Regions from separate parts of the Homo sapiens genome. Here region 1 is linked to region 2. A link is a loop called in an ENCODE intact Hi-C map of the cell type or tissue named here. Cell type or tissue: MCF 10A. All regions are shown on one strand. Each heading gives the region's core, and the rest is flanking DNA. Links, peaks and the distances in the headings are about the cores only. Region 1 holds the start of LOC124902301 (a long non-coding RNA gene). Region 2 overlaps LOC101448202 (a long non-coding RNA gene).

Region 1 (14,856 bases), core at 3,714-11,713, 79 kb after region 2:
GCACACTTGTATCCATGAAGAGCTCACACATGTCCAAACCTTGTATTTCTCACAGGGGACTGAGTTCAGCCAAGCCACTCACACGCCCGCCTGCCAATCTAGGCAGGGGGCAGGACCCAGGAAACCTCAGTGCAGGTGACACAGAGCTCAGTTCAGAAACCGGGTCACTGTGCTGATGGCTACTTCTAGTCTCTGCCCAGGACACATGTACCATTCCTTTCCAAAAAGTTGCCTGGACTTGATTTAGACCACCCATCTTTCCCAAACTTCTCTTCTTTCCATCCCCAGAGGGATGTATATTAAGAGAGGAAAAGTGCCCATCAGCCCCTTTGACCACATTCAGTGACGATGCTGCGGTCAGCAGCTACATCACACCCACGTTCAACGAGCCACTGTTAGATCCTAAATGAAATTCCTGTTTCACAGCAAGCTACCTCTCCTGCATATGGGGTGTGCATCCACACACACGGAGCAGGGGGCTTCGCATTCCACAGGAAGGACGGACAGGAGCATTTCCTTAATGAGAATGGAAATACCTGGAGGGCAGCCTCAGCCCACCACGCCCGTCCTCCTGTTAACAAGACTGCTCCAGTGAGACCGAAAAGGTGCTGAGGCTAAAAGGAGATGCCTCGGGCAGAGGCAGATCTGAGAAAGACGGGACCCCGCTTCGGCTGTTAATTATGTCTCCAGTGCAGGCAGCTGGTTATTCTTTAAGGAAGAACCATGAATAATAAAATGTGAGATTTGAAAAAAAATAACATTTTCAATGATTTCCAAAGCCTCAAGGAGCTGTTTCACTTAAACCTGAACATGATTTCACATAAGAAAGGTTTCCTTTTTCTTTTATACTCCATTATGAGCAAATAGCCTTCAAATCGCCGGTGAGGTAGAGTTGAGAGGCGACCATCCCACGGATTCTGGGTATGGACAACCCAGGGGAAAAGGGCCACCAGCCAAGCAACAGGTGCAGAAGACTGCAGGGGACTCCAGGAGGATCCCAGAAGGACCCCAGGTGTCTGTGCCGACTGGGGCAGAAGACTCATTGCCCAAGAGCCTCCTTTCAACTCGGCAAATTAATGCAGAAGGCAGTGAACACGGTGGAGGCTGAGAGCCACAGTGTCACACACGCCCCCAAGGATGGGGAGTGGATGAACCTGTGCAGGGTGGAGACGGCCGGTGGAGCATCCCTCCACCTGTCCCGGGACACCTAACATAGCTGGATGCAAGGTGAGGAGGCCTGGCGGTACAACCCCCACGCCTGCACCAGGACACGTAACATGGCCAGAAGTTATCGGCAGAACATCCTTCCACCTGTGCCGGGACACCTAACACGGCCGGATGCAGGGTGGGGAGACCGGGCAGAACATCCCTCCGCCTGTCCCGGGACACCTAACACGGCCAGAAGTTACCTTTGGTCCTTGTCTTCCTGGATACCCTGGTAACCCTGGGACTCCGAGTTTTCCCTGGGGGAAGAAAGAGTTGCATTAATGGCCAGCACGGTATTGCTCCATCCGTTTCCCCGGAGCAGAGAGAAAGGACATGCGTTCTGGCAGGGGCCTGGAGGAGGGTGTGGTTTCCAGAGGCGGGGGCACACGTCATTATGCAGAAGCCCTGCCTGCCCTAGGTGGAGGGTGACTGCCAGCACCCATGAAATCCAGGGGGTACCCGATGGTCCCTGCACCGAGGAAGAAGCGAAGGCCCCTGGAGGAGAGGTCTTGCCACTGTGGAGCAAAGCGATTAGAGGCAAATGCCTCAACTCAGCGTGTTCATCCTGGGGCACCTCTGAGCCCTTTTGTATGGGTCCACGTAGCAGGATAGGGCAGGAAGTCTGGACCACTGCATGCACCATTCCTGCCTGAGCCCAGGGTGGAAACAGGGTGGAGCCAGGGTGTGTGGCTGGCCCAGGAGCCTCCCACAGCTGGAAACTGCAGGCCTATTGATGGCTGCATGCCCAGAGCCTGCTCCAAGGACCCCGGCCTTCCTTCCTGCCAGGCTGCCACACCTTCAGGCCATGGTGGGGACACCGTTATTACCCAGCTGTGGAGGCGGGAATGTGACAAGGACGGGGTCCTGGAATGTTGGGGCTCAGAACGCAGGCTTTGTAGCCACCGGGAGGAAGGAGCCTTCCAAGGCGATGGTGGAGGGCTGGGAAAGGGCGAACCCGGGACAAGGAAAGGGTCATCATTCAACCAACAGCTTCATAGGAACAGCAGAGAGAACCCAGGGTGGAGACAGGAGCCCGCTCAGGAATCACCCCCACCCCATGCCTAGGGCAGCCACAGCCAACGGGAGCCCGAGGCCATGGGGAAGGGCCTGTCAGATCCCTCCCAAGAAAGTGGCTGAACGTCCCACATCACAAACCTTCTCCCCAGGGGGTCCCAGAGGACCGGGGTCACCATTGGGACCTCCGCGACCCTTTGGGCCTTCAGGGCCATCTTCTCCCCTGGGACCGGGTGGGCCGATCTCCCCCTGCAAGCCAGAAAAGAGGAGGTGAGAAGACCACCCCCCGCACACACACTATTCTCCACCACCATTCTGAGAGCAAGGAGCAAGGGGACAGGTCACAGGCACCCTGTGGTCAGAGCTGCTCCACCAGCTCGGCCTCACTCAGACCACGGAGCTGCTCCCGGAGCCACTGACAAAGCGAGCGCATTGTACCGCGAATTCCCGGGCTCCCGGGCTCTGCGGAAGCTGGTCTCTGCACCGAGGTTGCCTGCTATTTATTTTCTCAAGGCTGCAGGCTCCTACTTCCCAATTACCTTCTCTAAATTGAGTGCCTCTTAGCTAAAATAACTTTGGTTAACAATAGTAGCTCTGAATTGCTGTTTCTCCAAATAGAGCAGAGTGACTGGGAGCTGCTGCTGCTTCTGAAACCCCAGGAGGTATGGAAGTGGACCCCAGCCCCGGATGGGGCAGTTACCTGGGCATAACGAGCACACGGGAGGGCCTCAGGAGGCGTCCCAGGAACAGACGGGCTTAAATTCCGCCTCGTCCAACTTCCTCAAGTTACAGATTGGGAGCTCGGGGCTCAGAAAGGGGAGAGGGCTCTGGAGCCTGCCCAGGCAATGGTAGCGCTACGGCAGAGTCTCTAAATGCCCTTCCCGGCACTCTTTGTCCAGCAATGGATGGATCCTCCTCTGATCATCTGTCTCTAAGAGCAGCTGTAAAGCAGTGGTGCAAGCCCACAACAGAAATGTGTATTGCTCAGATAGAGAAAAATGAATAACTTCCTAATTCTGAGGCTCTAATCTGTCATCGGGTCAGGAACTCTCTGTCCCTAAGAGGTGTTCCTCTCGTTCAACAAAATAACCCGGCACACATTTACAGAGCACCGAGAAGGTGCAAAGTGCCAGGCTGTGCTCTCTGAAGAGGTCCGCATATGGGGTCCTGTTCCCTGGGCTCAGGATGGGTCCCACCCCTGCATCCCACCCTCGTCCCATGGCAACGAGAGCTCCACTCTCGGAGCCCTGGCACGGGAACGTGTGTCATCTCTTCTGAAGCTGCACCCTCGTCACGTGGACGCCACATGTGTGAACAGAGGCATCAGAAAGGAGGAGAAAAGGACTTTCACCATCAAACCGAGAAGCCGCTGGGATGTGGGGATTCAGGAGCCTTCTACTAGGAAAGAAGTTCTAGAATGGGTGCCTTTAGCAGCAACTTAACTGGGACAACATTGCGCAAGAGATCCCCTCCTTCCTCCCCCTTCCTTCCCACAGAGGTGCAGATTGCCTCTGCCTTTTGCCTGCCAGGTTGGGACGAAGTGCCAAGTGTGTGGGGCTTTCCTGTTCTGGAAAGCCACCTGCGAGCCGGTGCTGCAGGGGGATGACTGCGGCAGCTGGGTGACAGCCCTGCTGCAGCCGACAGATGTCCGTCCCGGTGCGTGCACAGCTGTCACCACGGCTGTGCCCACCGGAGGCCGAGGCGTCTTCGGTTCCTTCTGCTGGGCTTCTGCTCGCTGAGAGGTTACTGGGGAAACCTCCAAGAGTCTTTTGGCCACCCTGGCTGCTCTAAGAGCTCCCTACCCTTCCTTCGTGCCCTTTGCGTCACCTTCTCTTTAATTACAGGAACGTGCAGCCCGTCACTTTCTGTGGTTGCCGGCAAGCCCCAGTCCCTCCCAGCACCCACCGGCTTTCTCTGGAGCCGAGCTAAATTATTCATTTAAAAATAAGCCAGGTCTCCTGAGCCAAAATCACAGACCACAGGACTGTGTGGGAGTCCCAGGGACCCTGAAGAACTGTCTGGGGACCAGGACGCTCCCCAGGCTCACAGGGATCCTAGACCCACGTCGCGTGCTGCCCTGTGGGCGCCGGCCGTGTGGCCTGGGCAGCAGCTGCGCTCCTTCGGTAGGCTGGGTCATTTCCGTAGCTGCTCTCTTTTCTCTTCCCAGGCACCGCTTATCCCTCTTGAGTCAGGTGAGTAACTCTGCAGTCCACAGGTGCAGTCAGAAGTGAACCCAGCCCCACTGACCCCCTGTGTGGGACACTGGGCGGAGGAGCTGGCGACCACAGGTTATTCCCAGTCCCCAAGGGGCAAACTGAGGAAGAGGAGGTGAAGAGGAGCTGGAGAGAGTCGGGCCCTGGGCTCCACGCCACTGTCCCCTTCCCACCAGGAATCTCTACCAAGAGTTTACCTCCATTCTGAGAAGCTGCCCTGTGGCGGCAAACATCCCCACCCCCTCCCACACGGCCAAGCCCACCCAGCTTTCCCCAGCCCAAATCCCAAACCTGAGATGCTCACCCGATCACCCTTGATGCCCATGTCTCCTTTAAACCCAGGAAAGCCGTCTTCACCCTGAATATGGGACAAGAGAGTGCCCTAGTCTAGGCAAGAGGACCCGCCTCCCTGGCGGTCCCTTCCCCGCTCCAAACAACCACACTCAGCACCAGGTCCCCCACGCTTGGGGGGCAGCACATGGCCCGGACGGGGTGGGCTTGGGGCCCATCCCTCGAGAATGGCTTTCCCATGAGCTCTGCGTTCCCAGCTGTAACGTTCTGAAGCTGGAGAGAGCTGCGTCCCTGCTTCTTGGGCAGGCCCAGTTTGAATCTGAATGTTCTGCATGGCGAGGCCTCAGCAAGCCCAGGCCCCTGAGCTCCCGGTATCATTTCTCAGTGCACTCTGTGGCGTCCCATCAGCACTGAAGCACTGAAGTGACGGGTAAAGGGGGTGACAATTGAGGACGGGGAGCTGGATGAAAATGCCCCTGCAAAGAATCCCTAACGCCTGCTCTTGCCGGCACTGCAGTAACAGGCAGTGCTTTCTGAAGGGTAGGGGTGTTGCCGGGGGTGGCGGGGGAAGTCAGCGGCCCGCGCACCCCTGGGTTACTGGTGAACCTGGGACCCAAGTGAGGCTGCCGCGCGTCAGTGCCCCCTGCTGTCCGTTTGAGTCCCTGGTCTAGACGTTCCCCATCCCGGAAACCGCAGGGCAAAAGCCCTCAGATCCTTCAGCAGAGGGCACGGGTGGCTCCCAGAGAGGGGACCCTTGGCTGGGCTTTTCCTGTCATTATTCAGGGGCTACATCTTGATCCAAAAAGAGTGAAAGGACAGGATCTGGGGACTCAGCCGGTCGTAAACATTCAAGGCCCGGCTGGGGGCACACGCAAGGGAGGCAGCTTTCTGTGCAGTGAGAATCCAGCCCTTTCCAGCCAGCGCCAGCTCCCGGGGCTCCCAGGGCCTCAAGGCACTTGTTCACAGTGTTCACATAGTGCTGGAAGCTGAGCAGCGGCCACAAATAATGCAGAAGTCCACAAAGACGGTCCCTTGGCACTGCCCCACTCCTTCCCCAGACCATGTCGGGCTGCCTGCGTGGCCCTCGGGAACAGTGCGGGAGCTCTCCTGGCAAGAAGGCATCCCCTGCACAGCCCAATCAGTATCATCTCAGGCAGCCCTGTCTCTGGCTAGGGACAAACGTGACAAGATCAAGCGGCAAAGCTGGACTCTGTGAAGCCACCTTGGAAAGGATGAAAGGTCCTCAGGTGAGGGAGCCTCCCGGGGACCAACGGGATGGAATTCTGGGATGGGGACCCTGTGTTCGTAAGGCCCTCGTGTTCCGAAGCCCCGACGGGCTCCACGTAGAAAGCAGTGCTCTTGGAGAGGCCAAACTGCTCAGCTTTCCCGGATGAGGACTTAGGATTCCGCTGTGCGGATGCCCTTGGGAAGGAGCCGAGATGGCACAGGCTCAGGCCTCCTGGCCGGTCCTCCCACAAGGGCAGACACTAAGAACAGAAACCAGGGACCAGCACGCTCAACAAACTCCGTGGAACAAGAGCGTTCCTGCTGCCACATCATTTCTGATCCAGTTGTGGCCACTCAATGCGTCCCCTCGGGAATGGCTTTAAGGCCGGCAGATTTCACAAGAAAGGATCCAAGCGACATCTTCGACAGGTAGCAAATAAGGAGTCTCGGCACGTGGACCATCACGCCAGCACCCGCACTCCAGCCCCGCAGGCCGCCGTGGCCAGGGGAGAGCCCAGAGTCTGCCCAGCAAAGGGGACCAACATGCCTTACGGAAAGCAAGTATTGCATGGCTACACGGCATGGCAGGGCGAACCCACAACAGAGCGTGAGGCCACGGTGGGGAGGGTGGCACGGTGAGGCCGCCCCTGAGGCCTAAATCTGTGTCATAACTGGGCCTTGGATTTGGCTCTGAGCTTCCTTCCACCACAGTGAGAAGAGAAAGGTGGCCGGCCACGCAGCTCCATGTGGCTCAGGCTGTCGCCGCTGCAGGCTGCACCCAAGCTTCTGACTCTGGCAGGCATGCATGGGGGTGTAGTTTAGCTTTGTCTTCACCACAGTGATCTGCTTAGGCCTGACCTGCCCCCACGGACCATGGCCAATGGCACGGCCTCTCTCCCTCCCTGCCTGGCTCTGCTGCACACTGTGAGTTTCTGCAGCTTGGGCTGCCCAGGGATGAACATCTAACAACTAAGTGGACCCTCGTGCCAGCGGCCATGCAAGGCGGCCCACCTGGGAGTGGGGAGGGTGACAGGTGTCCACTGGCCCCTGCAGGCACGTGGGGGGCCGTGTGTTGTCTCTGGGGCCAAGGCCTTCTCCTTGTGCAGAGACACAAACCCTGGACCCACTCAGCTCTGCTAGGAGATGTGCCCCTGGGGACCCGAGGGCCTATCCTCAACTTACTCTTCTTCCGTCTGCAAACAGAGACACTTTCCACAGAGTGGCATCCATCCCCCTCAGTACTCAGAGGCGACATCCACCTCAGCTGGTTTCATGGAAGAAGCATTGTGGGAGGGCCCCGCTGGCTGGAATTCGGCTCCGGACTAAGCAGGGGGCCCCGTGGCTGCAAGGAGAGACTTACCTTCTCGCCCTTTGTGCCCTTCAGACCACGGATGCCATCGGCCCCCTGTGCGGGTGGGAAAAGAAAAAGGAGTGAATGGTTACAAGTCTCAGCCTTTCTAGAGCTGTCGCAGGCGTGTCAAGACAGGCTGAGCTCGCTGAAGCTGACAGATGAGGCCAGCGCCCTGCCCTCAACACACTTCCTCCCATATGTCCCCCTGTGGCCTCAGGAGGCCCAGCGTGTCCACAATTCCTGGGCTGACTCCACTGACTCCTGTTCTTCATGCAAAGACCCAAACCCATCCCCCACCTTCCAGCCCAAGCTCTGGACCCGCCCTTCCAAGGGCCCACACCCGGCAGCCAACACACCCCTCCTGCTTCCCATTATAGCATCATCTTCTAGAAACACCCCCACCTTTCAGAGGTTTGGGGAGGAAGCAGGAGGTGAGGTCTAAGGCAGACTTGATTAGGTCCCAGCTCCCCCTCCATGGCCTCTGACAATGCCCCAGACTCCTGCGTGCCTCAGTTTCCTCATTTGGGAAGTGGAGAGGACGACAACCCTTACCTCGTTACCACTGTTGGGAGGGAAATGCCTGCTAAGCTCTCAGAACAGCACCTAGCACCCAGCACACAGCAGGTGTCAATAAACAGAAGCCCAGTGCCATGTATTTCAACTCCGTGTTAACATGAAGAGATGATACTGTGATATTACTAATGAATGATGATAACATATTTATTGCAGTTGTCATGAGTTCAGGACACACCATCCCACCTCCCTGCTGAACAGGAGTTTCTGGGACGGGGCCCAGGACTATTTCTCTGACACTCTCACTGTGCCAAGCGCCTGGGGCAGTGGAGGTAAATCTGTGGGGTGGAATTACGCAGCCACACCCTTGCTGTTAATGTCTTTGACTTCAGCCCTCCCAGCAGGGTGACTTTTAGCTAGAGAGACTACCTCGGGCTACCTCAGGCCACCTGCCCGTGGGACTTGAGAGAGAGAGAGAAGCCACACTGCCCCCGGCACCGGGATTCCAGGCTGAGGCTGAAGCCGGGGCCACAGAGCACTGGAGGACGCAGGGCCTGCCGGCTGCCCTCTGGTGGTCAGAACTTCCCACATACTTGGCAGTTCTGGCCTTTCCCCAGGTCCTGGAGAGGGAGGGGCTCTGGGAAGGGATGGAGACACGGAGGAGCTCCTTTCTGCAGAGGTGGCTGGCCTTGGGCTGCGTGCCCTGGCTCTGCCAAGGAGCTGCGGATGTAACTGCAGAAACGCCTTCCACTCCAGTGCCAGCTGCAAGGCACTTCCAGCCACGCAGACAGGGCAGCGGCGTGGTTGCCCTGAACCATAATCACTGGAGGATTTGGAGCACCGGAGACAAGCAAGAGTTCTGCCACTACACCTGCAGGCACCATTGCTGAAGTCATGTCTGCTTCACACCTGGCCGCCACCACTAGTGGAGAGGCCTGGGACACCTCCCTCTACGCCCAGCACAGGGCGGAGGCAGCCGGGAGGGCAAGGTGGGCTCGGAGCAGCTCTGGTTCGTCTGGCCTGGCACTTGGCACACTAATGTGGGCCAGCATGGAGCGCCTTGGGGGGACAGGGCACAGCTCAGAAACAGCACTGGCCCAAGCAGGGAGGCCGACTCCAAACAAGCCTCTCCTACGCTAGTCTCTACCCCAGCCTGAGATGGGACATGGACCTCAAGATGGAGAGGAAGCGCCGGACAAACACAGCTTGCGTATTCCAGGGCTGAGTGGGAACGACCAGCCAAGCCGCGAGGAGGCTCAGAACAGCCTGCTGCAGGCCACTGCCCCCACTGAGCACAGCACGCGCTTGGCAGCACCTGTGGGCCCGGGCAGCCCAGGAAGGTGAGAAGTGACTCAGCTGGGCCAGCTGCTGAGAGGCGAGTGGTTTCTAAGCACTTGGTGGTGTTTTTTTCCTAGCAGATGCCTTCTTCCAAAGCAATCCTGGCTGGAAGCCCCCAGAGTTTTGAAAAGAGAACAGGTAGGGCCACGCTGGCTGACACAGAGCTGGGGGCCCCAGAAAACCACCTGCCGTCTCACCACGGCGTGGCATCGCCTCAGAGACAACAGCCCCAGAACCCCACCAAGAAGGGCTTTTTAGGAGATGAGCTACTTTCTTTTCTTAGGGCAGTTTTGAGTCCTCACCATACTTGCAAAATAGAAGAGCAACTTTGGATTCTGCTTATTTCCTCTGAAACGCACAGGAAAATCGCAGGTGTGGCTGAGAATACAATCAGGGTTGAGCCTGCTCAGCAGCGTCTGATCCTGAATGCAAGGTGATGTCCAGCTGCCCCTCCCTGCCCTGAGTCCTGGGGGACTGGGTTTGTGTGGCTGGCATTATTTCCCAGGAGCACTAAACTCCCTGGCACAGCACCCGGGGGCATTGGCACCAGCTCTCCTCCCTCTGGCTGGGCAGGCTGGGGGACGCTGCTGCTCCCTCCCTGCCCATGCCCTGCTGAGAGCAGGCAGGTAGGACCGCAGCCTCCTGAGACCCCTCTCGGTCCTACAGTTCTACCGTTTGAGGATCCCCATCGGAGGAATGGGACCAACTAGACAGAACCAGCCGCAGCCTCCTGAGACCCCTCCCGGTCCTACAGTTCTACCGTTTCAGGATCCCCGTAGGAGGAATGGGACCAACTAGACAGAACCAGCACTTCCCAGGGCTTCTTGGCCACGGGGCTGTTGACATTGGGGCTGCTGTGTCCGTGGTGGGGTGAGCAGCACCTCCCATTAGAGGGCACTCCCCAGTCATGCAGGAAGTGGCCCTGGCTGGGAAGGGCTGGATTGGGGCATCCGTGACTCGGCCGGCCAGCCGCCCCGGGAAGGAGCACTCAGGAGCTGCAGCACGGCTGGGACCAGATGTGCGCACAGCCCAGAGAGGGACAGGCTTTCGCCCAAGGCCTGGATGTGAACTCATATTTGGGGCCTCCTGGCAACCCCCTAGCAGCTGGGGGCTAAACGAGGGGTGGATTTGACTCTGCTGACAGTCAAGCTTAAACAGGTGCCCCTTCAGACGTGCAAGGCAGAGGGAAGCCTGGAGGTGGGCTAAAGGTCAGTGAACTCAAAGGAACACGAGCCTGCTGTGGCCTGAATGTCTGTGTCCACCAAAAACTCATATGGTGAACCCCAATACCTGAGGCAATGGAACTAGGAGGTGGGGCTGTGGGGAGGTGACTGACTGGGTCACAGGGTGGAGCCCCTGTGATTAGGATTATGCCTTTACCAGAGGCCCCAGGGTGCTCGTCCCCCCTCTTCTGCTATGTGTGGACACAGTGAGACGGGACCATCAAGGAACTAGACAGCAGCCTTCCGCAGACACTGCATCTGCTGGTGCTGTGATCTTGGAATTCCCAGCCTCCAGGACTGTGAGAAATAATTCCCTGTTGTTTACAAGCCACCCATTTTAGGGTCTTTTGGTTATAGCAGCCCCACTGGACTAAGAACCTTTTCCTGGGAAGAAGGTAGGGCTTTGGTGGAAAATAACGGGCCCCCTCTCACCAAGGACTATTCACCTCAAATGGCGGCAGCTCGGCCCACGCAATCCCACGCCCTGCCACCATCACTGCCACCCGGGCCAAACTCGTGAGGCGCCGACACCACTCACATTTCCAAATGCACAGGAGTATGAGAAACTTTTTCCCCGATGAAAATAATTTTAAACCTCGGTTTTCCTTCCACCCTCTGCTTCCAAGTCTAACTGGATTGCTCATGTCATGAATGAATTTTAATCAGATAGGCAAGATAAGAGCATTCTCCATAAACATTTTAAAGCAAACACCTTTTTAGCTCACAGAAGCAGCGTTATGCAATTAGCCATGTATGGGAGTTGGCAGAGGCTTCTGCTATGCGACAGGAATTTGTAAAATAAACATGCTATAGAACTCACATAATCAGCATTTCTACTAAATTATCACCCTTATAAAATTCGCTAGGCATTTTGCTGGTAGAAGCTGGCTTTAGGGAAAAACCTGACTCGCCTAAGGCTCCCAACCGTTGGGAGGTCTCTCTTCAATACCTCGTGAACTTGGAAGGTCCTCATTCCTGGGAAATGGAAGTCGGGGCCTCCGGGGGACAAGGGTGGGGCACTTGATTTGGAACCTGGTTTGATTTCTGACAGCAGCCTCGATTTTAGTGTAATCTGGGGCATGTCACTGAAAACTGATGTCTTGGGCTCTCAGAGCAGGTGAGGGGTGACCAGCCAGAGTCAGGAGGGTTGATTCGGAGCAGACGACAGTTTCCAGTTGGCCTCCATGCCCCAGGGCGGCCACACACTTCTGATGTGCAACAATGTTTGAAAAGCATAAAGCCCTTCAGACCAGGGAGGTGAGGGGCAGGGGAGCTGGTGAGTCATTTCTACAAATCCCTCAAGCTTGACTAGTTGCTATATATACACACATATTCCTTCACATCCAGTTAAAAGCATCTTGAAGGAAAGAATCATCATGAGCCTTTAAGATACCGCAAGTCCCCATTCTCAGAGGAAGAGGAGAGCTGGTCCGCGTGCGCCTAGGGGTATGTCTGTCTACACAGAACGTGCCGTGTCCAGAGAGCAGCACAACTCGAGATTGCATTACCCAGCTCAGAGCAAACACAGTTAGCTGGGCTGTGACAGAGGGGACCTGTGTCTGGGATATTGCTCTGGAGCTGTGCGCCCCATGTAACGAGGTTGTCAGAGCCCGTCATGGCAGAAACACGAATGATTGTGAATAAATGGACAGCTCCCATGAACTCCGCCTTGCGACAGCGCTGGCCCACCCAGATGCTATCGGTGGAGACAGACTCTGTTTCTCACTCGGAATGTGCAAATGGCTGGGAAGAAATGTTTCCGAGCTTCCCCAGGAAAGAGGCCAGGCTCTTGGCTTCAGCCGGGATCTGCTGTCTGCGAGGAGAGTGACAGAAGCCTGACAAATGGCAACAATTAAAGAGGCAAGAAGCAAAAGGACGTGTCCCGTCCTGACAGATGGCCGCCAGCGCGCCCCTGGCGTCGTCACCAGACTGCAGACTGTCCTGTGCTCCATATCAGCCCTCCTGACTCTAGCTGGTCACACCCTCACCTGCTCAGGCCCGCTGTCCTGAGACCTAGCGTCCACACAAGTGACTGGGAGGACTGGGCTACTCCAGACTGAATAGCAGGGACATTAAACCACAGAGAATTCCCTAAAACCAGCCACGCCAAGGCCCACAGTCCCAACCCTGACCTCCAGGACGACCTGGAGTGGCGTGAGTCTCTCTCACCTTGACTCCTCGAGGACCTGGGTAGCCAATCGGACCCTGGGGGCCAGGTGGACCCTAAAACCAAACAGAAAAAGACCGTTAGCCCCATGCCAGTGTGGAGGTGCCTGGGGAACATCAGGAAACTCCAGAGTTCGGCATACCCCTCCTGCTGAGAGCAGGGCGAACATCCCAGCTCAGAGCCTCCAGAGAGGCCCCCCGTGGGAGACTCGCACAGGTGTTCACAGCCTGCACTGACAGTGGAGGTGTGGCTGTGTCTCATGCTGAGCGGGACACAGAGGTGAAGCAAACGCTGGCCCCACCCCGGCAGTCAGGGAAATAAGGGATAGGCTGGGGGAACAGTGAGACGGTGAAAGGTCAGCGTTGGAGCTCTGCAAGGAGTGTTGTCCCTAAAGAAATGCATTCCCAGCCTAAGGTCCTTGGAATAAATCAGGAGAGCTTCCGGCTGGGAGAAGGGACAAGGCTGCTAGACAGGGAAGAGACATCCTCCAGCAGCCAAGGGCCTCGCCGATGCTCAACTAGAGCTCATGGGGGTGGGCATCCAGCCCCCATGCCCCCAGCCCAAGACTCCAGCATGATGAACGGCTCCCACCGCCTCCCTCCCAGCCCCCTTTCCACATGGTGTCACGGCAGCGGCTGGAGCTCCCAGGCAGGATGGGCTTGGTGGCCTCCTCTGCAAGGCTGCAGCTCTGAGGCCCGGGCCCGGTCTGCCTTGCTCCCTGCTGTATCCCATCGCTAACAGGATGCCTGGCACATAGAGGAACTCAGGAAGTCCCAGGGAGTAAGTGAATGCCTCTCGTTCCAGTTGAAAAGCCAGCTCTCAGAACAGTGGGCCTGTGCTGTGGGCTCCAAGTGCCAACCACCTGTCAGCACCAGTTCCGGGCACTGTGCGAGCTCTGGTGGCCCCAGGTGCTGCCTCCACCTCTGATGATAAGAGGCTGTGCCCAGGGAGGAGGGCTGGTAAACTCCCCACTGGAGGCAGCGGGAACTGGGTCTCCCATGGTGAACGGAAGCCAAGGGCCGAGGGGAGGGTTCACCCCAGTGGCTGCTGCGACCTTCAAGAGAGGGAACGGGGCAGAAGTGGCGAATCTCAGACCGCTCTGGGTCTCAGAGGCAGCACGTTGGAGAAGTGCCACTGCCCAGCAGGCCTGGCACTGGAAATTGAACTCCCTGTGAGGACTGGCGCTAGCTCTGCTGCCCTGGAGGGTCAGTCCTGGCCTACCACACCCTTGGCAAGGGGAGCTGGGACCAGGCCCCAGACCCCATCTTGCCTGCACAGGCCCTGCTTCAAGAGATAAATGTTAATCAGGCCCGATTCCAGAGCCTGTGACAACTGGGGCCTCTGGAACCCTGGAGCAGGTGGGCCTCTGCCCTCAGCCCCAGGCTCCCGACGACCATGAGCTCGGTGTGCGGTTTCAACACACAAGAAAAGCAGTCTTGGGGTGAACGAAGGTTGGCGCACACCAGGACAGCAAGAGCAGTCCCCACTGGCTACTCCTCCCGTCTGGAGGCTCTTCCCACAGAGGTGCTTGCAGCCCAGCAGCTTTGTCATGAATCGCAGTGGAGAGAAGGCGCTGGTGGACGTGCTGCATGGGACCCTCGCAGCCCAGCAGGCCCCGCAGGAGGAACCACAAGCCGCTCACAGTGTCGGACACAGTCATCCATAGAAAGACTCCATCCCTGGCACCGGCGTGACCTGGTAGGTCTGTCCCCATTCATAATAGCATCTCCCCAAAACTCAAAGGCCACCCAGCTTGTGCAGAGTCAAGACCAGGGCTGAACACGGAGACACTGCCCTGCTGCCCACACCCCATCTGGTCATGGGCACCCGATCCGGTCATGGGCAGCAACTGGAGGGTGGGGTGAGGGGCACTGACCCAGAGAGGGGTGCCCCGCTTCTTGGGGAAAAGGCCTGTGTCCCCCCCAGGCTGGGTCCCTTGGCGGAGACACCTGAGGAAGGGCTGAGTGTCCCCGGCTCCTTCCTTTCCAAGCTGGATGTCCCTGAGCAGAGGCTGAGCCCAGAGCACCTGGACCCGCCCCACCTGGATGCTGAAGGGTAGGAGGGCGTGGCGAGCACCCACCTGACCTCCTTTCTCTCCTGGAGGGCCTTCTTTGCCAGGGTGTCCCTGTCACAAAAGAAGAAGCATTGATTAGTCAGTGCCACTCCAGAAAGCAGCCTCCCTCGCTTCCCCTCCCTGCGTAGCATCCATGATCATGGAGCCCATTTCCCTTCCTCCCCAGGAAAACTGAGAGCACCAGAAGTCGAAGGCAGCTGGCCAGGCAGCCAAGCACAGCCCGGCCTCCCCGAGCCGCC
Region 2 (15,028 bases), core at 4,282-12,281:
GATCTCATTGTTCAATTCCCACCTATGAGTGAGAATATGCGGTGTTTGGTTTTTTGTTCTTGTGATAGTTTACTGAGAATGATGATTTCCAATTTCATCCATGTCCCTACAAAGGTTGTGAACTCATCATTTTTTATGGCTGCATAGTATTCCATGGTGTATATGTGCCACATTTTCTTAATCCAGTCTATCATTGTTGGACATTTGGGTTGGTTCCAAGTCTTTGCTATTGTGAATAATGCCGCAATAAACATACGTGTGCATGTGTCTTTATAGCAGCATGATTTATAGTCCTTTGGGTATATACCCAGTAATGGGATGGCTGGGTCAAATGGTATTTCTAGTTCTAGATCCCTGAGGAATCACCACACTGACTTCCACAATGGTTGAACTAGTTTACAGTCCCACCAACAGTGTAAAAGTGTTCCTATTTCTCCACATCCTCTCCAGCACCTGTTGTTTCCTGACTTTTTAATGATTGCCATTCTAACTGGTGTGAGATGGTATCTCATTGTGGTTTTGATTTGCATTTCTCTGATGGCCAGTCATGATGAGCATTTTTTCATGTGTTTTTTGGCTGCATAAATGTCTTCTTTTGAGAAGTGTCTGTTCATGTCCTTTGCCCACTTTTTGATGGGGTTGTTTGTTTTTTTCTTGTAAATTTGTTTGAGTTCATTGTAGATTCTGGATATTAGCCCTTTGTCAGATGAGTAGGTTGCAAAAATTTTCTCCCATTTTGTAGGTTGCCTGTTCACTCTGATGGTAGTTTCTTTTGCTGTGCAGAAGCTCTTTAGTTTAATTAGATCCCATTTGTCAATTTTGGCTTTTGTTGCCATTGTTTTTGGTGTTTTGGACATGAAGTCCTTGCCCATGCCTATGTCCTGAATGGTAATGCCTAGGTTTTCTTCTAGGGTTTTTATGGTTTTAGGTCTAACATTTAAGTCTTTAATCCATCTTGAATTGATTTTTGTATAAGGTGTAAGGAAGGGTTCCAGTTTCAGCTTTCTACATATGGCTAGCCAGTTTTCCCAGCACCATTTATTAAATAGGGAATCCTTTCCCCATTGCTTGTTTTTCTCAGGTTTGTCAAAGATCAGATAGTTGTAGATATGCGGCGTTATTTCTGAGGGCTCTGTTCTGTTCCATTGATCTATATCTCTGTTTTGGTACCAGTACCATGCTGTTTTGGTTACTGTAGCCTTGTAGTATAGTTTGAAGTCAGGTAGTGTGATGCCTCCAGCTTTGTTCTTTTGGCTTAGGATTGCCTTGGCGATGTGGGCTCTTTTTTGGTTCCATATGAACTTTAAAGTAGTTTTTTCCAATTCTGTGAAGAAAGTCATTGGTAGCTTTATGGGGATGGCATTGAATCTGTAAATTACCTTGGGCAGTATGGCCATTTTCACAATATTGATTCTTCCTACCCATGAGCATGGAATGTTCTTCCATTTGTTTGTATCCTCTTTTATTTCCTTGAGCAGTGGTTTGTAGTTCTCCTCGAAGAGGTCCTTCACATCCCTTGTAAGTTGGATTCCTAGGTATTTTATTCTCTTTGAAGCAATTGTGAATGGGAGTTCACTCATGATTTGGCTCTCTGTTTGTCTGTTGTTGGTGTATAAGAATGCTTGTGATTTTTGCACATTGATTTTGTATCCTGAGACTTTGCTGAAGTTGCTTTGAAAAAATATTTTTCATTTTGTTGATTATGAAATCAATATGCCCTGCTAAGGGTGCTCTAAGAGACCATGGACCAGAGCGGTGCTCTCACCAGAGACATGGCAGCTGCCACTGCTTGGTGGATTTTTTTTTTATCTGTCCTCACCCCTGGCTCACTGGTCAGAACAAGTGTAGACCACTTTTTTTATTTGCTTAATTTTTCTCATTAAACAATGAATACTTAATAATGTAGGATAATCTAGAAAATAAGACATGTTTGGGGGAAAAAGTTAACTCACCCATAACATAACCAGTGAAAGGGCCTCTGTAGTGTGTGTTTTCTTCCTAGCCCCACTCGGGGCCTTTCTCCATGGGACCCACCATTACCCTGGCCCCTGGTCCACCACGAGCAGGCTCAGACCATGGCGCCTACTAGGGTTTTTGGAAGCCATCCCTGGTTCTGAGTTCAGAGCAACGTACTCCAGCATGGCTGCAATGCAGGGGGGCCAGAGCCTCCCCCAGAAGGTGGAGCTGCTGGGAATCACCTGAGTGCCCCCAGAAGCCCAGGGAAGATCTGGAGCCTAGGTGCCACATCGACCTCACTGGGCTACATCAGGGACACAGTGGGGACCACCTGTCCCAGTGCCAGGCACATCCCAGGCCAAATTCCCTGCAGAGCTGGGACTTGACTTTGCTGGCCACGTCCAGCTGGGTGGTCTTCCAGTGACATTGATCGTGGCACAGGCTCTGACTAGGCCCACTGCCCGCCAGCGCCCTGTACGCCCACTGCCTCCTCACACAGCTGGTGGGACTCTCACGACGGCCCTTCTGCGGAGGAGGATTCGGCCCCGGGGAGACGGCCCTGCTGCATGCTCTGAATTTGGGACCTGGCCCGTTTGGCCCCAGGGCCCTGTTCCTAACCCCCGTGTTAGGCTGCATCTGTTTCTTTGAGCCTCTGTCTGGTCTTTAAAGGGTGAGGCTTAAAACAATCTGTTGAGAAAATGAGGCAGGAACCTTCACAAAGGGCATAGTACCGGGCCTGGCGTGCTGTGAGTGGTCAGCAGGTGGCCGCTGTCAGCTTCCCGGAGTGTGATCGCTCTAAGGTTCTACCCACCGGGGGGCTGACTCACCTGGACAGGTGTCTTCAGTCAAGGCCATGGTCCACAGGAAGGAGAGGGCCAGGAGAGCAGGTCCCATGGCTACGGCAGCTCGGCTCAGCCCTGGGGCTCTGGTCTTTGCCACTGAAGGAACTCCGTGGTTCTTACAGGGCTGCAGCCACCCACTGTAACCTCTCTCTCCATTTCCCAACCCCAGTGGGGATGGCCACTCCCTCCCGAAGGCTTGGTGGCACCAACTGGCGGTGGAGACAGCCTCAGGGCCGCTGTCTTCCGCAGGCCCCACAGGCTTCCCACTTAACGAGCCTGGCTTCCCCTGGCAGGGACGCTCTGCCCAGCAGAAGGCTCCCTGAGGCCCGTGTGGGAAGGGCCTGCCTGTTTGTGTCTTTAGGGAAAGCTTGGCGGGAACACTGCCTGAGGCCCGCAGCAGGACAGAAGGGCTTGTGGAATCCAGCCCTTGAGGAAATCTCTTGCAGAGAATCTGCCGTGAGTCCACAGAAGTTTAGGAACGTCCACTGCGGTCTGAGTGGTTCCCAGGGGAGGGAGAGGGAAGCAGGATGATTACCAGGAACCTCCCTGGGCCAGCATGCAGGGAGTTGGTTGCAACCCTAGAGGACATTGGCTGGCGAAAAGTGGTGTGAGCGGACCAGGAGCCTTGCCAAGGGGTGGCACGCTGGCACTGGATCAGGCTCCCGTCCAAGCCGGTGCTGCAAAGACGCAGGACTGTGAATGGGACGGCAGCAGCTTCAGGTGGGGGCGGGGGAAGGGGTGGGGATGGGTGGCATGAAATTGCCCGCGGGGGGCCATTGGACACCTGCCCCCTGAACAGGGGAACTGGTGGATTGGCCCCAGCTTCAAAGCCTTTTAGAGAAAAGCAAATCCTGAAGCAAATGCTGGCCTCGGGTTCGGTCCCATTAGGGAGAGGTGGCAGGCTGTGGCCCCAGTTGCACCACCAATGGCCCCTGCGCAGGTGTCAAAAGGGTTAGATTCATGACCCCAAGTGGAAAAAGCCCTGTGAGGCTCATCCATGGCAGACCAGCTCCACGTCCCTGGCGTCATACAGGCCTGAAAACACAAAGCCATTTAAAGACCTCGACTTTGACCGTGCCAGACCCAGTGTGAGCAGAACGTGGCTGGGAAGGGCGGGCTCCCAGGGATGTGTGGAAACGGAACCCAGAGATGTGGCCTCCCTCCTGGCACCTTCTCTTCTCACCAAAGTGCCACGGGCAAGACTCACACAGCTGGTAGCTAAAAGCCCACGGCAGGCTGCCCAGACTCCCGGGCCCTTAGTCACCTGGGCTCCCTGAGTGGAGACGGCCTCCTGAGTAGGTGTGTGTTTCTTCTAAAGTCTAGACAGAATCAAGAAATTGAACCTCACAGTATGAATATTTTAGCGTAAAGCAATCTATGTCAATTTGGTATTTTGAGTATTGGAGAATTTGGCCTATGTCAGTGACACCCTGATAATCCAATTGAAAATGTGAAATCGAGGAATTGAATGAGTTAGTGATTTTATGTGGAAAACTGTAGTGTGTGTGTAGTTTTGGAACATTTAAGAGACCTCCCCCCACAGTCATATGTTTAAATTATTAGATTTTGAAAAATTAGTTTATACTCAGAAGGTTTTGCTAAAGGTGGAATGCTGAAGTACTAAAACATAAATTTAAACATATTAATTTTGGAAGTGCAATTAAAATGTTTAAAGCTATTAAATAAACTAAGTCTGTGATGGACCAAGAATTATCCACAGGCCTCATAAAGGAAGTTATTAACATTTGCCTGTAACGGGTAGAACACGGTTTATCAGCCAAATTTAAAGTCTCAAGAAGCACTGGACTTTCGAAATTGTGATTTTAATACAATGAAAAAATTACATTTGAATCGATCTTTTTTAAAAAACGAAGTAATTCACAGAGTGATCTCTGTGCGAGAAATAAAAGTAAGCAATAAAATACCGTGGAGGGAACCACCCACATCACCGGGACCAGGCACAGGTCGGCTGCGGGACCTCTGAGGGCTTTTTTGCTAAGGATGAGAAAACGGGGTCCACAGAGCTCTCTATGGGTCTACAGATGCTCCTGCCCCACCCCCAGCCTCCCTATGGATGCTCTATAGTAGCATTCCCTGCGCCAGCACACAGGGATTTGGCTTCCAACTATTGTGGTCTCATAAGTACAAGAGAAAAAGGGCTTGTGTTTAATAAACACCTACTATGTGCCAGGTACTGTTTTATGCCCTGTGGTGCAGTAGGGAACAGAAAGACTGGTCCTTGTGCTCTAGAAACCTGTTCTATTGAGGGCAAACAGAAAATAAACAACTAGACAAACAAATGAATGCATAATTATAATATCAGATCATATATCTCAAGAAAGCAATGTGGGCTGCAAAGTAAATACGAGTAGAGAGTATTATTAAGGAAAAGCAAACTGAAACAGCTATCTCAGTGGCTACACACACACGCACACACACACATGCGCACACACACGGACATGCACATGTAGGCACACACACACATACACACACACATGCACGCAGACATGCACACACACACGGACATGCACATGCATGCACACATACACGCGCACACACACACATGCACGCACACACACACACGTTTATTTGTTGCTGTCATAAAAGTACAGGGTAAGTGCCCCTGGCCAGACACCTCTCCTTCCACAGTGATTCCAGGTCCCCAGCTTCTTCTAGCATGTGGCTTTTCCACGTTCCATATGTGGCCCCTGTCCTGAGGTGGGTCTCCACTCCAGCCACTTGGAACTGGAAGAGAGCATGGGGGTGCCCGTGGCAGGGGCTTCTGGTGACTCCCTGGTGCCTAATGGTGATGGAGCACCTCCCTTCCACCTGTTGCCCCTCGGCCCCACCTGAACCACAGCTGGGTGACTGCAAGGAACACTAGGGAACGCAGCCTGGTTGTGTGACTGGGAACAGGAAACAGTGGTTGCTGAGCACGCAGGAAAATGAACTGAGGCTATCTGTAGGGTACGTCGCAAGGTCACTGTTTGTGTGGTGTGTGTTTCTCTATTCATTTGCTTTCATCCTGTTTGTCCCTGCAAGTGCCTTCTTGTAAACAGCGAGTCACTGGATCCTTCTTTTAAAAAAAAAAAAAATCCATCCTGACAACCTGTGCCTTCTGAGTGTTTAGTTGATTTACGTTTAATGTAATTATCGATATGGTTCTGTTAGGGGTACCATCTTGCTATTTATTTCATATCCTATCTTTGTTCTATCTTACCTATCTTGCCTTGAGCTGGTCAAGCATGTTTTAGTACTTCATTCTCTCTCCTCTGTTGGCTTTTTATTTATTTATTTATTTATTTATTTATTTTCATTTGTTTATTTATTTTGAGATGGAGTCTCACTCCGTCACCCAGGCTGGAGTGCAGTGGTGCCATCTTGGCTCGCTGCAACCTCTGCCTCCCTGGTTTAAGTGATTCTCATGCCTCAGCCTCCCAAGTAGCTGGGACTACAGGCACAGCCACCATGTATTTTTAGTAGAGATGGGGTTTCACCATGTTGGCCAGGCTGGTCTAGAACTCCTAACCTTCACCCGCCTCAGCCTCCCAAAGTGCTAGGATTACAGGTGTGAGCCACCACACCGTTTAAAGGAAAATCTTAAAAATAACCGGAGAAGAAGAAAAAAGGAAAAATTAATCAGAAGGGTAAACGACTTCTCATCATAAAAGGAGAAGATAATGAAAGAACATTTCTAAGTTGCTGCAAGACAAAAATTCTTAACTTAGAATTGTAACTAGATGATTCAAAAATGAAGGTGAAATGAGACTTTTTTCAGTTGAGTGAAAGCTGAGAGAATTTGTTGCCAGCAGATCCATACCCCCAGCAACGCTGAAGGGAGGTCTACAGCTCGGGGAGGTGTTACCAGATGGAAACGCTGATCCGTAGGGAAGGTGGAAGAACAGTGGAAGTGGAAGGTCTGAGCGAGACTCCGTCTCAAAAAACAAAAAAGGTTTTCCCTTGACCTTTTGTTTTTGGCAGTACGCCTTGGTGCGATTTTTTCTTTGTGTTTATCCTGCTAGGGTTTGCTTTTTTTTTTCCTCCCCAAAACGGAATTTCACTCTTGTTGCCCAGGCCGGAGTGCAGTGGCGTGATCTCGGCTCACTGCAACCTCTGCCTCCCAGGTTCAGGCGATTCTCCTGCCTCAGCCTCCCGAGTAGCTGGGATTACTGGCATGCATCACCACGCCTGGCTAATTTTGTATTTTTAGTAGAGACAGGGTTTCACCATGTTGGTCAGGCTGGTCTTGAACTCCTAACCTCAGATGATCCACCCGTCTCAGCCTCCCAAAGTGCTGGGATAACAGGCGTGAGCCATCGTGCCCGGCCTCCTGCTAGGGTTTCATCGAGATCTTAGATATGCAGGTTCATGCTCTTGATCAGATTTAGAAAGTTTTGGCCAGTATTTCTTGAACGATTCTTCTGCCTCATCTTCCCTCTCCCTTCTTTGGACTGCAATTGCACTCTCTCAGTTTGCTCACTACCTTCCCAGTGAAGACGGAGGCTTTGTGCACTTGTTCTAGAAACTTTATTTTCCATGCCTCAACTTTGGTATCTATGTCACATGTAAAAATGTTTATGTAGAAACAGAATGCTTGTTCCCCAGTGCTGCAAAGAAATAGCATTTGAACATAAATTTAATCCTCTCAGCAAGGCCTTTTGTACTTTCTGCAGAAAGAGTGCTCATCGCAGATGGAATAATGGCGAGAGCACATCCGAACAAAGGAGGGAAGCAATTTTTATTCCTTACGCAGTTTGTCCCTGCTGCTGTGTCCTGTCTCCATTGGCAGGAGCCAGACCTTACAATCTAAACTAAAACCTGATTGGCTAACAGTTTAAAACTTTTTTAAATAGGTAAAAGTAATGGAAAGACAAAGGAAAAGAGGAATTTGCTTATGAAAGGACTTAGAAAAGTAATAACATTTCCAAATAAGGAAGGGGCATGGGCTGCGAGCTGGGACATGCCTGTGAGCACTTCCAGCACAGATATTTTGGTTAAAGTACAAGGACATAGAATGTACTACATGCCTGTGAGCATGTCTAGCATAAAGCTAGTCTTTAAAAGAAACTATTATTTCTAATACTTATGATTTATTCTTTAATAAGAAGGGAAACTTTGAAGAGGAACTTTTTTACTTTCTACATCTATCAACACTTCTTTGTATTCCCTGATCCTTCCTTATATTCCCCATCTGATAAATGTTTAATTTTACATATCAAAATTTTTACTTTTAATATTTATACTTTGCTTGTCATTAGATTTCTGTATCTCTTTTGAAATCCTCCATTTCTCCACTCATTACATCTAAATTTTCTTGCATACAAATTAACATATTTATTCTACTTATTTAAATAATTTGCAAATTTCAGCGTCTGAACACTCATTCATTCATTTCCATTGATTTTTTTTTCCTTTTGATTATGGATTACATTTTCCTTCTTCACTTCCATGTCTAGTAAGTCTTGATTCTGTGCAAAGCATCGTGAATGCTATGTCATAGAATTCTGAATTCTGTACCCTCTCTCAGACAAAGCTGAGCTTTGTGCCAGCAGGCAGGCAAGTTGCTGGAAGATCACTTTTGATTATGTGGATGCTTGGCTTTAGACTTTGTTAGAAGGCTTCTGTGTTGTCCTTAATCCTAAGGTAAAAGCTTTAGTTCTGGAATATGGTGCTTATATAATGCTTAAGCATTGGGTCTCAATGGAAAGCCTGATTTGCCAAATTCATTAAAGTGTGGGGCTTGAACTCCAGTTGTCTCCTCAGCCCTGGGGAGCCGCTGGAATCTCTGCTCAGCCGTGCCAGCCTTCCAGCAGCTTCTCCCCAGCAGGTTCATTGGAGTCTATGTCAATTTGGTATTTTGGAATCCAGGTGACTAAGGGCCAGGGAATCCGGGCAGCCTGCCATGGGCTTTTAGCTACCAGTTCTGAGGGGCTCACTGTTTCTCTGTGAGTCTTGCCCATGGCACTTTGGTGAGGAGAGAAGGTGCCAGGAGGGAGGCCACATCTCTGCATGTTGACACCAGGAGGCAGGCAAGGCTATGAACACGTTCTGTCAGCAGATGCTGGGGCTTCCCCACATGACTCCCTCGTTTTCAGAATTTCTCACCCCAGTCCCAGCCACTCCGGTCGCCTCAATCTCTGGCAGCAAGTCCTCAGCCTCATCGTGACTCTGCATTGCCTTCCAATAGTTGTATTTTCGTAGGTTTTCCAGAGTATTTTTGTTCACAGGAGAGTTAATCTAATGTAAGCTTCTCTCAACTGTCAGATGCTAGAAGTCTGAGGCGTGAGTTGTTGTTTTTTTTTAACTTTTAGTTCCACAAAAGCTCTCTGAAAAGGTGACATTTGAGTCAAGAACTGAAAAACATGAGTCAGATATGCAATATTTGGGGTAAAGTCTTACATAAAGGAAAAAGTCTTGGCGGATCTGAGACACAGGAAGGGGGCCAGGGTGTCAGAGAGCAGAAGATGGGGTGAGGAGTGGTGGGAGCCAGCGTGGAAGGTGTTGACTGTATAGGTGGCCTGGGGTCCCCTCCTGCACCAAGTGGGGTGGCAGTGAGCAGGGTGACTGTCGTCTATGCTTTCCCCCATGTTCTTACTATTTCTCTAGACTGCTGAAGCCGCCTCTGTGCCTCCTGGGTCTACCTTCCACACCAAATGCCAGGTGCACATTTTTTTTTTTTCATTATACTTTAAGTTCTGGGGTACATGTGCAGAATGTGCAGGTTTGTTAAATAGGTATACACGTGCCATGGTGGTTGCTGCACCCGTCAACCCACCATCTACGTTAGGTATTTCTCCTAAGGCTCTCCCTCCCCTTGACCCCCACCCCTCGACAAGCCCCAGCATGTGATGTTCCCCTCCCTGTGCCCATGTGTTCTCATTGTTCAGCTCCCACTTATGAATAAGAACATGTGATGTTTGGTTTTCTGTTTTTGTGTTAGTTTGTTGAGAATGATGGTTTCCAGCTTCATCCATGTCCCTGCAAAGGACATGAACTCATCCTTTTTTATGGCTGCATAGTATTCCATGGTGTATATGTGCCACATTTTCTTTATCCAGTCTATCATTAATGGGCACATTTTTAAAGCCAAGCTGTGATTACATCCATCTCCTGTCCTCAAACCCTGTCCCTGGATGTGTGTCCACTGCTCCTGAACACAGTGTAAGCCTTGTAAAGGGTTCAAAGCCACGATCCATATTCCAGGCCACGCCTGATTTCCTGCACTGTCTTTCACTATTCATCCACCCTATGACCAAATGGGGAACACTCTTATTATCTACACATAATGCGTTTACGTCCCTTCCGCCAGGACATTTCTTATGATGCTGTCTCAACTGTGCATTCCCCTCCCTCATTCATCTGTAAACCGCTTCTTGTCCAGGTGCTTCATTCTTCTTTCTTTTGAGCAGCAATCATGTTCTTCTCTCAGAGGGAAATTAGATGCCAACTAGGGGGGAACAAACCAGTATGTGAGACCGCAGTGTCCTCCACCCATAGTTACATCCAGCGGGGTCTCAAACAGGAGAGAAATAACACCTTCCTCCGTGATGAGTGATGAAGTGGGTGAGACTGGCTCTTAGTGCCACATGCAGCACACTCTTGGCCTCCATCCATTAGAGGAGCCCTCCACACTTTCTCTTCTTTCTCAGGATCTTTTCTTCTGTGCCAAAACTCTACCCTAAATAAAGGTTGTCAAATTGATTTCTACCAAAGGATCAGAACCTTGCTAGAGTGGTTTATAAGAAAAACACCTGGCCGGGCATGGTGGTTCATGCCTGTAATCCCAGCACTTTGGGAGGCTGAGGCAGGCAGATCACGAGGTCAGGAGTTCGAGACCAGTCTGGCCAACATGGTGAAACTCCATCTCTACTAAAAATACAAAAATTAGCCGGGCGTGGTGGCAGATGCCTGTAATCCCAGCTACTCGGGAGGCTGAGGCAGGAGAATCGCTTGAAACCAGAAGGCAGAAGTTGCAGTGAGCCAAGATCACGCCAGTCTGGACGAAACATTGAAACTGCATCTGAAACAACAACAACACACCTGTCGAGTCTTCGAGACGCTTGGATTTTAATGATATTCCAAGCCTTATATGGGAGGAGTGAATTTCTTTACAGTGGAATTTTAGTGTCAGAGGAAGCTTGGGGGTGTATTTTTGTGAATCCACGGGGTAGGAGGTACCTTACTTTGAGTATGACCTGGCTGGGTTGAGAGAAGTCTGGGAAGCCTAGCAAATCCTGCCTATTTCAAGCAGCAGCAATACCTGTACACTTTCTAGAAACACACATTCTCGGTGCCGCCCCATACCTACTGAACCAGGCCCTTAGCAGGGAGGGAGGGGTTGAGGGGGAGCTAGAGGGCACCCTGCAAACGGTTTTAGGAAAACTTCCAGGTGGCTCTGAAGCAGGCTCAAGTGTGAGAACACTGTCAGCCCTTTCCGGGGGCTCCCAGGCCCTGCCCTCTGTCTCCAGAGGCTCCCCTGAGGGTGAAGGAGAAGCAGCTCTCTTCTTTTAGTCCAATCTTCTCTTGTCACCTGGCTCCAAGCGTGGAGCCTAGATCCACACCTTCCATGCCCACCATGAGCCTGAATGTGGAGCTTTGACAAACGGTGCCCCCCGCTCCCTGCCTACTCTCATCAGAACCAAAGCCCTGGGCCAGGCTACGCTCCTGCTTCAATATCTGCCCTGCCTCTGTCTCTCAAGAAAGTGCAGAACGAGATGATCATGGCTGACTCCCACTAGCACAGTCTTTATTGCGTGCCCGGCACTGATCTAATCGACTCCCATGCCTGGCACGAAAGTTGGGTGGGCAAGGCTCCAGGGAGGTAAGGCAGAGCCACGGGCTCGTGGAGCCTGCCCTGCCTTGGGGAGCATGAGACGGGAGTGGTGTGTTTCCAGGAAGAGTCGAAGCCAACAGAACTTGAGAAAGTGGCGTGGCATCTGGCATCAGTACCGTGGCTGGGAGTGGGTGGGAGGCTTGCACCCAGCCAGCCCCGTGGAACTCCTCACACCTGGGATGCCCCCGGGAGGGAGGAACCCAGCTTAGCAGGGCGGCTTTCCCTGAGCTGAGGCAGACACAGGCAGGGTCAGGGAAGTTGGGAATTCATCATTCCAGGCCTGGGTCAGATCCACTTCACCTGGGATCTGCATCCTTCCCCAGAGCCTGCTGGTGCTGCATGGGCAGTGGGAGCTCAGGTGGGGCACAGCGAATGCCAGATGGCCCTATTCCCAGGCCCACATCGACCTCCACCTGCCTCACCTGAGGGAATGGCTGTCTCCCCCATGACATTTGCCGTGGGACAGGGTTGGAGCTGGACCAATGTGGACTGGCGGCATGTGGCCCAAGCTCCCACCCTGGTTGTCTTGGCTCCAGCTATGAAAAAGGGGGCTCCCTCTACCCCACTGTGGACGGCCACCTCTTCTCATTTTGCACTCTCCTCTTTTGGAATCTGGGAGAGAGCTACAGAGGGTCAGCTCTAGGATCCAGCCTCCAAGCGCAAAGGGCAGAGGGCTCTTCCAAGAACAGCATTCCATGCAGACCTCCAACAGACAGACAGACATCACAAAGGCGTGCTTGAGAAAGGTATCCAAATGGCTTCTTCGGTACGTCTCCACGTTCCACCTTCTTGTGGAAGGTGAGATCTCACCTCTTCCTGGAAGCCCGTCCTGAACACTCCACCAGCTTGGAGCAGGCTCGGCGCTCAGCCTGGGGGTTCCTAACCTCTGGGTGGCTCTCGGGGGTTGGGGGTCTCAGTTGTGAGTCTGGTCTCTGGGTGTACTTGAGGTCATCGCAGGCAGGACATTCTCTTCTCTCAAGATACGCACTCGCCAAGCCAAGGCCGCACAGCCCGCAGGTTCTGGACACTAAGAGATTGCTCTGTGATCAGTGGCACCCTGAGATCCCCTGGCCAGCACATGGTGAGCAGCACTGGTGTGATTGAGTGCATGACAGTTGCTGGGGCCCTGGGAGAAAGCGTGTCCCAGCCATGAACTCATCTGACCCTACAAGCTGTGGAAGCACAGTCTGTTTTGTGGATGAGGGAACCAGGCAGCCGGACATCTCGCTTCTGACCCATCCCATGCATGAATGTTTAAGAAACACACTTCAGGTCCCAGAGTTGAAGAGCACACAGGCATCGACACTCACGCCTCCCGAACCCTAAGCAGGCTGACACAAAGCTGGCACCGCTGCTCCCCAAGCTGCTCCCTCAACCTTGTGGAGTCCCCTCCCCTTGAATCTGGGCTGGGCGTAGTAATTTGCTTCCAACCCACAGAATATAGCAAGGGACATGGAGCATCCCTTCTGTGATTGGCATAAAAGATGGTGCTTCCATCTTGCTAGCAGACTCTCCTCTTGTGGTTGTGATGGAGCAGGTGGCTGTGCTGGGAGGTCCACATCATAAAGAACTGAGGGTGGCCTCCAGCCAACAGCTAGTCACCACCTGAGGCCCTCAGTCCAATGGCACTCAAGGACCCGAATGCTGCCAACCACAGTGAGTGAGTTTGGAAGTGGAGCTCTCCCCAGATGAGCTCCGGATAAGACCCCAGTCCTGGGTGACACCTTGATTGCAATTTTGGGGCAAGAGGGATCCCGAGGCAGAGATCCTCTGAGATGTTTCTGGATTCCTGACCCTCGGAAGCTGTGAGATGACACACAGGTGTGGTTTTGAGCCTCCAGGCTTTGGGATCATTTGTGATACAGCGGTAAAGAACGCAAGCACAGAGCAGGCTGCCCTTATATGATCAGTCTCCCACCTTTAGGAAGAGTCTTTGAAATCATCCCGACCCTTCTAAGGAGCATTCAGTCTAGTGGCTTCTAGTTTTAAAATGAATTTGAGAAAGTCCCAAAGGGTAGTGAGATTCTTGCTCTGTTAAACATGTCAGTTCTCAACAGATGTCGGGGAATTAGGCTTCTCCCAAACCTACGTGATTTCCATTTGCCAATTGGAAAGAAAAAAAGCAAGATGTTTGGGGCAGAAAGTGCATGTGGCTTTTGTGGAAGTATTCACTCCTGGGATATTACTAGAAAGTGGTGTTTTCCTGGCTGGGGTACAGAAACAGTCCCCAGTCTCCAAGAGAGGCTACTGGGTCATCACAACCCAACCTGAGTCGAGCCAAGGCAGCCTGCAAGTTCTCCCAGCTTGGGAGGGGAGCTGGCAGGAGGGGAGGAGGAGCAGGCCCAGTCCCTCCATCCCCTGCCATCTTTCCCAGGCTGAGGGCATGATGGGGACAGCCCACAGAGCTGGGGATGGTCTCCCAGACCTCAGAGTCCTTTGGAGACCTGGCCATACTGGAAACACAGGCTGTGTGCCTGAGCCTTGTATGTCTGGAGGGGCTCTCCTGGGGGAGCAGCGTCCCCTTGAACACTGCTGGGAGGTCAGGATGGGCTTCCCAGGGCCCCTGGGCAAGGATGGGGATGCTGCTTTCTCATCTTGCAGGCCATTTTGTCAGGGGAAATCTGGACAAACATCCATGCCTCCCATGCCTCAGTGGTCACCCCAGGGCTGTGGGACCTTGTCGCCGGGTCTGCTCTTCCCATGTACTACAGTTGCACATCCACCACCCCCAGACGGCCACATGGCCTTCCTGGACAGCCTGCCTCACTTTGATTGGATCCTCAGCCTGTTTCTTCTCCTCTGTTGAAATTGCTCTCGTGACAAAGTCTCATTTGTGAGATTGTTGGATCAGAATGAATGGCTCCCTTTTATGCTCTGGGTAGTTTCATTATATTAGAAATATTTAAATCTGACTCCCACATCTCCATGCAGTGGTATGTTTCCTATGATATGTATGTAAAATATATGCTTATGTTTTATGTCTGCATCTAAAGCACCCACTGTTTGTTACATGGGCACACCTCCAACTCCACCTAAAGCACACACGATGCTACCTGCGCACACCTCCAACTCCATCTAAAGCACACACAATGCTGCCTGTGCACACCTCCAACTTCATCTAAAGCACACACAGTGCTGCCTGTGCACACCTCCAACTCCATCTAAAGCACACACAATGCTACCTGTGCACACCTCCAGCTTCATCTAAAGCACACACATGCTGCCTGTGCACACCTCCAACTCCATCTAAAGCACACACAATGCTGCCTGTGCACACCTCCAACTCCATCTAAAGCACACACAATGCTACCTGTGCACACCTGCAACTCCATCTAAAGTACACACAATGCTACCTGTGCACACCTCCAACTTCATCTAAAGCACACACAATGCTGCC

The links. A loop is a pair of places that touch in the nucleus more often than their neighbours do. Peaks named below come from ENCODE experiments on the same cell type or tissue, not always from the same donor. Only the 100,000 strongest peaks of a DNase experiment are listed, where the experiment ranks them.
Region 1: a loop joins it to region 2, with 7 times the contacts of the local background. A loop is called at or near these places in 2 of 110 quality-filtered maps.

Annotation. Positions count from the first base shown.
Region 1 is chr9:134,772,602-134,787,457 of GRCh38, reverse strand. COL5A1 (collagen type V alpha 1 chain) reads right to left here. Exons shown (of 66, transcript NM_000093.5): 26 at 14,624-14,668; 27 at 12,546-12,599; 28 at 7,312-7,356; 29 at 4,738-4,791; 30 at 2,362-2,469; 31 at 1,410-1,463. LOC124902301 (a long non-coding RNA gene) reads left to right here and starts at 11,578. Exons shown (of 2, transcript XR_007061843.1): 1 at 11,578-14,241; 2 at 14,784-14,856. RefSeq lists enhancers at 2,250-3,202, 8,802-9,061, 8,616-9,225, 13,636-14,137 and a silencer at 9,738-9,883. In MCF 10A, for the core only: CTCF peaks have their summits at 5,359 (motif pointing left) and 8,375 (motif pointing left); DNase peaks (open chromatin) are centred at 8,137 and 8,387.
Region 2 is chr9:134,852,419-134,867,446 of GRCh38, reverse strand. The region is part of intron 1 of LOC101448202 (a long non-coding RNA gene); the gene reads left to right. It also overlaps a transcript of FCN2 not described here. Among named protein-coding and RNA genes, the nearest start is that of MIR3689F, 9.1 kb to the right of the region's middle. RefSeq lists enhancers at 2,014-2,741, 2,742-3,470, 8,874-9,163, 9,454-9,603. In MCF 10A, for the core only: no CTCF peak of the experiment used is centred there; a DNase peak (open chromatin) is centred at 8,756.